2 separate regions of the Homo sapiens genome follow, and region 2 is linked to region 1. A link is an interaction called in ENCODE POLR2A ChIA-PET data of the cell type or tissue named here. Cell type or tissue: PC-9. All regions are shown on one strand. Links, peaks and the distances in the headings refer to the core of each region. The heading gives the core; the rest is flanking DNA.

What was found. ChIA-PET counts read pairs that join two places held together with the same protein. Peaks named below come from ENCODE experiments on the same cell type or tissue, not always from the same donor. Only the 100,000 strongest peaks of a DNase experiment are listed, where the experiment ranks them.
Region 2: POLR2A ChIA-PET joins it to region 1 with 5 read pairs; 3 of 35 experiments call an interaction of 5 or more read pairs at or near these places.

Annotation. Positions count from the first base shown.
Region 1 is chr6:16,563,821-16,569,209 of GRCh38, forward strand. The region is part of intron 4 of ATXN1 (ataxin 1); the gene reads right to left. Among named protein-coding and RNA genes, the nearest start is that of ATXN1-AS1, 190 kb to the right of the region's middle. In PC-9, for the core only: no CTCF peak of the experiment used is centred there; no DNase peak of the experiment used is centred there.
Region 2 is chr6:16,674,941-16,680,329 of GRCh38, forward strand. All of the region lies in intron 2 of ATXN1 (ataxin 1), which reads right to left. Among named protein-coding and RNA genes, the nearest start is that of ATXN1-AS1, 84 kb to the right of the region's middle. In PC-9, for the core only: no CTCF peak of the experiment used is centred there; a DNase peak (open chromatin) is centred at 2,191; H3K27ac peaks cover 2,206 bases.

The DNA.
Region 1 (5,389 bases), core at 219-5,218:
GAAGTATTTCATCATCTTTTTGTCAACGGGGAACACAAATGCCCGCTCCAGGTCCAAGGGCTTAGGACGGAGCATCTGATTTATATTCCTTACTTTTTAGGATACAATTGGGAGAAGCTCACGAATAGAAAGAGAATTCTCTAAGATTTCAACAGGTGTATGATCTGGGATCATATCATGAGGGAGTCAACAGACAGCATGGACCTTGCTGAGTAAACAGGATGTGGGTCCAAATCCCAGCTCTTCTACCTTTTCAGCTGAATGACCTCCAGGCTTAGCAGCCTCTCTAAACCTCAGCCCCCGTCTATAAAGTGAGAAACATTGTAACACATACATGATGCTTAGCAGAGCGCCTGGGCATTCATACTTAGCAAAAGTTGGTTGATATTCTTACCCTTCTACAACTATGTTCTCAAGAAAAATCATTTTTGGGAGAGTGAGATAGGTAAGAAGAGAGAGGAGGCCATCGTGAAGCGAACAAATGTGTAAAATGAAAAAAAAATCACTTACAATCTTAATTTGTAACTACCTAAAAGTAGGCTGCACAGAGAAATGAAACTATGTCTACACAAAAACTTGGAAAGGAATGTTCATAGCAGCACTGTTCATAATAGTGAAAGAGTGGAGACAACCCAAATGTCCATCAACTGATAAATGAATAAACAAAATAAGGTATAGCCATACAATGTTACATTATTCCATCATAACAAGAAATGAATGACTGATGTATGCTGAAATGTGGATGATCCTTGAAAGCATTATGCTAAGTGAAAGAAGTCAGTCACAGAAGTCCGCATATTGCATGATTCTATTTATATGGAATGTCTAGAACAAGCAAATCTATATATAGAGAAACAGCTTCGTGGTTGCCAGGAGCTGAGGGTAGAGGATTGGGGGAAAATGGGAAGTGATTGCTGATGGGTATGGGATTTCCTTTAGGGGTGATGAAAATGTTCTAAAATTTATTGTGGTGATAGCTGCACAGCTCTGTAAATACACTAAAAAGCAATTCATTGCACTTTTTTTTTTAATTTAAATAAGCTATGCAGTCCTCAATGCCTCCTGCTCCCCATCTCCTGAATAAACAAGACTTTCTTCCCTGGGTGAGGGTCTTGATAGGTAGAATACTGTACACGGAATACAGAATTCAAGCAGTTCCTTGACTTATGAATATCAGAAGATGTCCATCCTCTTTCTCAGGAGACATTTCCAGGTGGATGCCAGAGGAGGTTATTTCTCTTCTTCCCATCTGCTTCTTTAAATCTTAGCTCCTGCATTCTGTTTCCCCATATGAGCATAGTGGTTAAAAATCAATCTCTGCTTTATCTTCACAGGCGAAAGCTTTAAAGTGGACAGGTCTTTCATACCTAGTTTGAAGTTTATGAAAAAGAATAAGGGGGCTACTCTGGAGTACTGTGAGTTTTTTCTGCTTCTCCACACCATAAGGACAGGGTCCCTGTAAGCAATTGTCCTCCAAACCAATCCACCTAATAGGCCACATCATTTTGTTTAGGGAAGAAACTGCAAAAAGAGATTACTGAAAAATCATTCCCCATAATCTATTTATTTGATGTTTGATTTATCTGATAAACATGCCAAAATATTGCCTAAAAAGTAATCTCTAACATCATATTATTACTTCCAGGAAATCAACCTTCTCCATAAAAATCAACAGTGTTTTTAAAGGAACGTTGAGGTTAAAAAAATCAGAATGACAATTTATTCATTTGCAAAAATAACAATAATCATAGTAATAATAATAATTTCCACATGAACCAGAAGGTCTCTGGGTAATGCTGGCTTTTAACCACAAACACACACATGCACACCAACAGAAACTGCCTTTGCTATTTGAACATTCCAGGAATCAAATGAAAACATTGCTCAAAAAATTTCCAGGTAAACCATGTTAATATCTAGGGTTAATAAAGTCTCTTTAAATGTTAATAAAGTCTCTCCATAAAATGTTCAGCCCTGAAGACACAGAACAAATGATAAAACATCATGTTTTATAACAGGTTACTATGGTCAATGGAGTATCAGCTATAAAATATAAACTTCTACTGAGGAAAGCACATCCGGCAAGTGTAAAATAGCCCACTGGGTCCAATTTCCATGAAGAGGTGCCAGCTCCATTTGGTATGTACAATCTACAAATGAATCCAAGCACTATCAGAACTGTTAACTGCATGACTCTGGATGGTAGGGGGAGGGAAGGGTCTCAAAAAAGAGAGAAAAAGGATTTTTCAGGATACTGGAAATTGAGAGCAGATTATAAAAGATTTACGTTGAATAACAAGAATAAAGCTTTCATGTATCTCTATGTGAAAAAAATAGCCTAGAAATCTGTAAACTCCAACTTGTCATAAAACATAAATCCGTGACACTTAATGACTTATAATCTACAATTAACATTTCATGTTTTTGCATCCAGATATAAGAAATACAATGCCCTATTCTGTTTTTGCTTGGGTGAGGCTAAAAAACTCAGTACCACCATGTTTTTTGTAGGGTCAAAGAGACGGCTAAGAGATCCCCTTAATTAATAATTTTTGTTGGCATTTTACAACTCTGGATTCCCCCAAACTCCTGCAGCATTGGTGTAACTTCTAGCTACTCTCATAACATTGCTGTAATCTCAAACTCCTGGGCTCAAGCGATCCTCCCGCCTCAGCCTCCAGAGTAGCTGGACTATAAGCACATCTCACCATGCCTGGCCAATTAAAAAACAAACAAACAAACAAACAAACAGGCTGGGCGCGGTGGCTCACGACTGTAATCCCAGCACTTTGGGAGGCCACGGCGGGCGGATCACGAGGTCAGGAGATCAAGACCATCCTGGCGAACACTGTGAAACCCCGTCTCTACTAAAAATACAAAAAAAAATTAGCCGGGCATGGTGGTGGGTTCCTGTAATCTCAGCTACTCGGGAGGCTGAGGCAGGAGAATCGCTTGAATCTGGGAGGCAAAGGTTGCAGTGAGCCGAGATCACACCACTGCACTCCAGCCTGGGCAACAGAGTGAGACTCCGTCTCAAAAACAACAACAACAACAACAACAACAAAAACATTTTGTAGAGGTGGGTCCTCACTGTGTTGCCTAGGCTAGTCTCAAACTCCTGGCATCGTAAGTTGTCTTTCATATGCTTTGGCATTCAATGCTCAGTAACAACCTGAGCATATTTAATTATAATGCCTCACCTTTAAATAGTACTCTACAGTTCATAAAGTGCTTTCTTTCACACTGATGTAGCCTTCCTTGTATTAAATCACAGCTTTGCAGTTCAATTTTTGCAAAACCCTTTCAAAGGTACTTGTCAATTAATGAAGATTAAACATAAAGGTGATCTGGAATCTATGAGGACAATCTGGGGGGATATGACTGCCAACTGAAGATGGCAGAAAAAACATGCCATTGAAATTATTCTCACAGTTTTGACAGTAGAGAAAAACCATCAAAAGATACCACAAAATGCATAAAATTAAAGGGAAATGTTTCTTGCATGGGCTGCAGTACTGTTTTAAACAGAAGGGAAAGACCATTAAACATGACTGGTATTCACTAAATTTTAACTACACTGGCATCAAAGTCTGAGCCTGTGAGTGCAAGTCAGAATAACTTGCGCTTATTCTGAAATAAATGTTTCTTTCCACTGCAAGGGTGCATGTGTGAGGGGGGAACAAAGTATTCTTTTTAATATGGAAGCACATCACCCTGACAATCTAACTCTGACAAGCTTGCATAGTCCTAGGCATTCTATTTCTACCTCCTAACAGAACAGCATCAGCAACATTTGTGATCATATTCTGTCAGCTGCTCTGCTAACAATGAGAAATTTTTACTTGTATATGGATAGTAAGTTCCCTGAGAAGGCATATCTCCAGGACCAGTGTTCCGCCTTTTTACTTTACAATCTAATGTCAGCAAGAGTATTTTTGTGCACACATTACCCATGCACACAGCTTAGAAATAAACAAGGTGTGTAAACTGCAAATTGGTTCCACAGAGCAAATAACTGATTCACCAGATATCTGTAAAAGCAAATATAAAATCCATGAATTATGTCTCTGTATTGAAAAACCATAAAATGCTCAGGACCTTTATGTTAACTAAAGTATTTTCCTTCCATGTGTTAGATTTTCCCCTTATATGTGTAGAACACACACACAAAAGAGAATTATAAACGTCAGAGCTCTTTTAACCTTTAAAAACCAACACAGTAATTATATTGCAAAGATATCTGACAACCCAGAGTAATACTAGAAAAGGATTATTTCTGCGCCCCCTTCTTTTAAATAGTTCTCAATTTTTCTACAATTTATAGGCGGACTGTGCAAAAGATTTTCATAGCCATGAATCCTATTAAAGATACATTGGGAGATAAAATAAAATCACTATTCCAATTCGCAAGAATATTTGAAACGCTGCCAAAGGGAATGTTTCTCCAAACATAAAGAGAGTATTAAATTTTAAGAGAGAGGCTATCATCAAAACGAAGGCAGAGAGAAGTACACATAAGTCAACCTGACAAGCCCATATTGATAAAGCAGAGATAAAAGTTATCTCCAGGTTACATGCCCGGTACAGGCAGTTCTCAATGTATGAATGAGTTGTATACAGAAAGTTCATTTGTAAGTCATTTATTTGAAACTCCAAACACATTTTCTCAGAGAAACAGTGTTATAAATAGTGCTTAGTTTTGCAGGAAGGCAAAAAGAGCTATAGAGCTTATAATATAGACAAACTCTAGTACCATGAGCAGGGGACAGGAGGTGAAGAAATCATGAGGAGGTGGGTGACTTACAAATGAACTTTCTTTTTCGGTACCTGGAAACAACCAAAGTTTTTTTTTTCTGGCATCTGTCTGCCTCTCCTATACTTCTCCCACTGTCTAAATGCTTCATCCCAGCCCATATAAGAGAGCACCAAAAAAATTTAATATAGTTAACCCTTTTTCCCAAACTCCCCTTCCCAAGTCCAGTTATCTGGCAATCAAAGGCTAATAAAGAGTTCAGTTCAGTAAAGACTTGTTTCTAGGTTTTGACAGCAGATCTAATCTTGAGAGAGAGGAATGGGGACATGACCAAGCTCTGGGTATACACACAAAGAATGAACCATCTGGGAGGACTGGATAATTTCAGGAATTTCCCCGTAATTTAGTAATGGTAAACAAGAACAGGACCCAGCTCCTAAGAAGTGCAGATGAATGAAGTAAAGTAGAAGCAGGTTCCTGACCAACAGGTATAGATCAAAGGCAGGGCTTCTATCCCACACCTGGTTTCTAGCGGCAGTATCTAGAAGGTTCCTTGCCTTTTCATGGGGAGCCACACATGACTGCCTGCTCTTCTTCCCATGAAGATAACATAAGGGACTGTCAGTTCAGACCCGG
Region 2 (5,389 bases), core at 239-5,238, 110 kb after region 1:
AATTCTGCTCAGACTTTCAATTTCAAAATAACAAAGCAGTAAACTGGAAACATAGCCCCCATTCTTTCTGAAATCTTAAACAGACTGCAGCTTCCAAGGTTGGATGTGAAATTCAGAGGCACACAACTCTTTTGGTAGAAAGCTGCAGCCCAGCAGAGCTCTCTGAAGTCTAGGGGGAGGTGGGTGTCTGTGTTGTAGATTGGTGACTTTATAGAATGTGCTTCCAGGAATGTGAGCATACACACCCCTGGCAACTGAAAGTAACCAATGGCTTTTTAACAGATCCACTTTATTTCAACGTTTGGAGATTAACCCGCAATCAAATACTGCCGTATGAGTCCGTGCTAAGACTTCATCATTTCACATTTTCTGTCAAAAGCCTTTCTTCAATTGCACCATAGTCCCATAAAATCTGAAAATATCACATGACTGAGGATCTAAGAGCCAAGGTCCTGAATCACACAACATACTCATTAGGGAATCTTCTCCCTTTCCCCCTTTCAGATATTTTAAAATTAAAACGAAGGGTGGAGGGAATTTATATGTAATGATATTGGCCTGATGGCAGTCAACTTATGGCACACATGAAGGCGAAAGGAGCAGGGAAAGTTTTTTCAGGGAGAGGTGGAGATGGAGCCTACATATATTTAAAATTGGAGGCCAGGTGCGGTGGCTCACGCCTGTAATCCCAGCACTTTGGGAGGCTGAGGCTGGCGGATCATTTGAGGTCAGGAGTTCAAGACCAGTCTGACTGACATGGTGAAGCCCCATCTCTACTAAAAAAAATATATAAAAAAAATTAGCCAGGCATTGTGGTGCATACCTGTAGTCCCAGCGACTCGGGAGGCTGAGGCAGGAGAATCACTTGAACCTGGGAGGTGGAGGCTGCAGTGAGCCAAGATTGCACCACTGCACTCCAGCCTGGGTGACGGAGTGAGACTCTTTCTCAAAAAATAAATAAATAAATAAAAATAAAATAAAATTGTGATGCAAGACACTGCCAAAGGAGAAGCGGACAGGGTTATGGGGAAGGAACATACACATCATCATACATGTCTCCAATATAGAAAAATGCTGCATTCCCAAATGCTGCATTATGAATGAAAACATCAAGGCAGGTAACACCATGAAGCCTGTGTCTCTAATCTGGCTACCCAAATAAGGCTACTAATGCTCATCAACAGGGTAGTATTACATTGGTAAGTGTGAGTGAGTTTGCAATTCGATGAAAAAAATATATATACAACTGAAGATTTCTAAAAGATAATTCACTAACTTACATTCACCCTTTTACATGGCTAGTCAAGAAGAGCAAAAGAATGCTCTTACATGGACTGAGACTCAGGTTTTAAGACCCTGCCAGATTTAATAACCTCTAACTTTTTACCTTGAAAGTTACTGAAGTATATAACACAGTTGTATAAAATCAATGTACAAAGTAGTACATTATTTCAAAACCCACAATTAACAGCCTATGAAAACCAACTCTTTCTGGTATTAGCACTAGTTTCATACATCCTTTTAAATGTTAGGGACATTGAAACATCTTACTTCTTCATTACTGAGTGCCTACTTTGTGCTAGGCCCTGAGGATACACATGAGTAAAATATGGTCCTTGCACTCTCCATCTAGTTGTGGGGAAAATAAACAAACAATGGCAGAGTATGCCACGATTATGAAAGAGGAAAGCAGTCTGAGTGGTGGAATGGATTCTTCTTCCTATAAAAAGAATATAAAATTGGGTTTCCTATCCTGATTCCCAACTCACAAATTAAAGTTTCGGTTATGGACTGCTTGTTGTGATAAAATAATTTTAGTATGATTCCTTCTGGTTGGAAACATCTTCCTACCAGATTTAACTACAAAACTGACCTCTACTCTGGAATGTTCAACTGGCCAAGAAAAGTGTTACATCAACACCAATCACTTTTTTTTTTTCTATTCCATCACAAGATTGGGGATATCATTGTGTTCCTTTCCTCTTATGTCCACTGAACCCTCTGCTGTATTTTGTAGCCTTTCAGATCTAGGCGTTTGTCTCATTTTGCTGTTTCATTTTATTTTCACTTAACTAGTTAACACTTTTTTTAAAACAATGAATGAATCATGTCTGTAGTGGCCACTGCGAGCAAAGCACCATGGGAAATGTAAAAAGGAACAAGAGGTTGTCCTTGTCCTTAAAGATTTCCAACCTGAGTCAGGGAGACAAACATGTAAACAAACAATACGGTGTGAATCAAGGGGAATGTGGGTGAGCGCTGAGAGATGACGAGCAAAGAACTCTGCTGGCAGAGAGCTCCCAGCTGCAACACAGGCATTAATTACGTGTGCTCTGGGAGAGGGGAGTCTTCTATTTTTTGATTCCCCTCCCCAGAATCAGTGCTATTTGAAAATCCCACGTAGGTAAGAGGACAGGGAGGCATACAAAGCCTAGCCATGTTATTTTTACAAGTCAAATATGCTACTGCGTTTATCTAATACTTAGATAAAAATTATTTTTCAGGCCATTGCTTATTGAATTTTCTCTCTGTGTCCTCATCATTAGGTCAGGAGTGGTTTCCAGTAGGTGCTCCACAAAGAGCAAAAAGATGGGGATACAAAACTTGTATAGTAGAATTTTTTTTCCAAGTCCTATTTATCTCATCTGTTTTGCCTGTATCTTGCTTCATTCACACCAGAAAAAGCTGACACATTTGTGCCGTTGTCTGCTGAAGGTTAGTCTTCATGAAATTTAACATGAACATTTGTCCTTTCAAGCAGCTAATTCCTTTTTAAGCAGCTAAATGTTCACCTATGTCTTTCACGGGATGACTAATTGTGAATGTAAGCAAGACAACTGATGAAATTCAGATATAATTGTTTACAATTTTCTATTACTGCTCTTAATTCATTCTGTTTCTGTCAACTATCATACCCTATTTTCTATATTTACAGTGCACTTGAAATTGTTTATGCAACTTAAAAAAATTAAATGGTCATCTGAAAAGTGTTTGGTGCACTCGAATGAGATTTTTTTCTTGCAACTTTTATCAGGGGCTGTTTGCCTAAAAACTTGCTGCTCTAGCCAAAATGTTTTTAGCACAAAATTCTAGCAATAACCTCAGAGCTATCTTTTCTTTGCCACTTAATTTTACCAAGAGCAAAAAGAAGGGAAAAAAAAGTCTCTTCATTTTGCCATTGCATGGCAAAAATGCACATTAACTTAACTCTTCTATGGCAGAAATACAAATGAAATATGTCCAATGCCAATGTTTAAGTTACTTTTAGGATTTCCGTTGACTATCTTATTTTTTCATAATCTGACTTCTTGGATATCTATTTTAATTCTTTTGATTTTGAGAAAATGTACATGTTTGTACCAATTCTAAAGTCTCAGCCAACTATTCAATATTTTCAGCGATTTAGGTAAATCTTACTTCAAATTCTTACTAACAATGCCACATAGTATACCAATCATTATCATTTTTATTCTATCTTATATTAGAAGATGGCTTTTAAGCCAAAATGTTATTTTCTTACAGTTAGTTTGATATGCTATGCTCACAGAGAACCTGGCTGTCTTTTGGCTGGGATGTTCCCAGCTAAAAATGAGAAATCAGAGACAGAAAGCTGAGTAGGAACATAGGATGTGGAATTAAGATTGACCTTTATAGAATATTTTTATCATTCCTAAGAGATTGGAATATTCAGCATACTAATAATTTTCTGATTTAAATATAAGTAGACATCACCATATTAATTTCACCAAAAAAAATGTTTAAGTTAATTTATCAAAAGGAAGGCAGGGAAAGAGAAAAAGAAAGGAGTGAAGGGGCTGGGTGCGGTGGCTCACGCCTGTAATCCCAGCACTTTGGGAGGCCGAGGCGGGTGGATCACCTGAGGTCAGGAGTTCGAGACCAGCCTGACCAACATGGTGAAACCCCATCTCTACAAAAACATACAAAATTAGCTGGCTGTGGTGGAGCATGCCTATAATCCCAGCTACTTGGGAGGCTGAGGCAGTAGAATCGCTTGAACTCGAGAGACAGAGGTTGCGGTAAGCCGAGATCACGCCACTGCACCCCAGCCTGGGCAACAAGAGTGAAACTCCATCTCAAAAAAAAAAAAAGAAAGGAGTGATGGAAGAAAAGATGGATGGATGGATGAATAGATGGATGGATAGGTGGGAGGGTGGATGGATGGACAAATAGATAGATGGATGAATGGATGGGTGGATGGATGAATAGATGGATGGAAGGATAGATGAATGGATGGGTGGGTGGGTGGACGGATGGGTGGAAGGATGAATAGATGGATGGATGGGTGGGTGGATGGATGGATGGATGAGTTAGTGGGTGGATGGATGGATGGATGGATGGATGGATGGATGGATGGATATATGGGTGGGTGGATAGGTGGATGGGAGGATAGATAGATGGATAGGTGGGTGGGTGGATGGATGGATGGATGGATGGATGGATGGATGGATGGAAGAATACAAGGGAGGAAGGAAAAAAGGGAGAAAGGGGGGACAGAAGTAGGGAGGCAAAGAGAAGGGAAATATAGTGGAGTGAGTTTTTATGTGGGCGGTTAAGTTCAAAAGTTAAGCAAAAGTCATATATAGTCAAAATTAACTTTGAAAATCCTTTGGCTTTCCCACAAGACACTCCACACAGGATTTTATGTATACTGCACAATCCTTTACTGCACTTTTCATGTACACTGAAGTGTGATAACTATTGGGTTAGACTACAAGAAAGAACTCAATGGAAGAACACATGTAAAAGTCTGTACATTCAAACCATTCCTCTTTTAAAATTAAGTATTGTATCACTACAGTTAAACGGGGGGATTAGATAAAGATAAGTAAAATATTGGTGTTTTCCAGCAAGTATTACTTCATTCTGTTGTAATAGTAAGCTTCTTTAACTTTAATGAATATTAACAAATGTACTGTTGTTAAAGTTAAAGGAACTGTAGGATCTCCTATTGAGTTCATAATGTGGTAATATTAAGAGTAATTTTTAAAATAATTTCTTTTAAAGATAAATATTTAATGTGATTGCTATATTATCTGCCTTTTCAAAAAGTTAAAGCACATAGTCAAGTAAGTGTCAAAAATTTGCCAAGGCCCAATACACCTTTATTTTTCTTTCCTAGTTTTTCACTGTCTTGAAGTCTTTTACCCACAGTCTCCCATATTCAATACAGATAATAAATTCTATCAGAATGTGTAAAGTTCAAATAGGTATCAGAGGCTGCTGCCCTGCCTCTTTGCTCTGTACTCTTGTTTTTTTCTGGTGGGAGCAGAATTGGCCTGTGTAGAGGGTCAGGGGTAGACCCAGGCATCTTTGGGACACTGTAACTAATTATCACAACATTTGCTTTCAGAAGCCCCAGAAAGGCCCC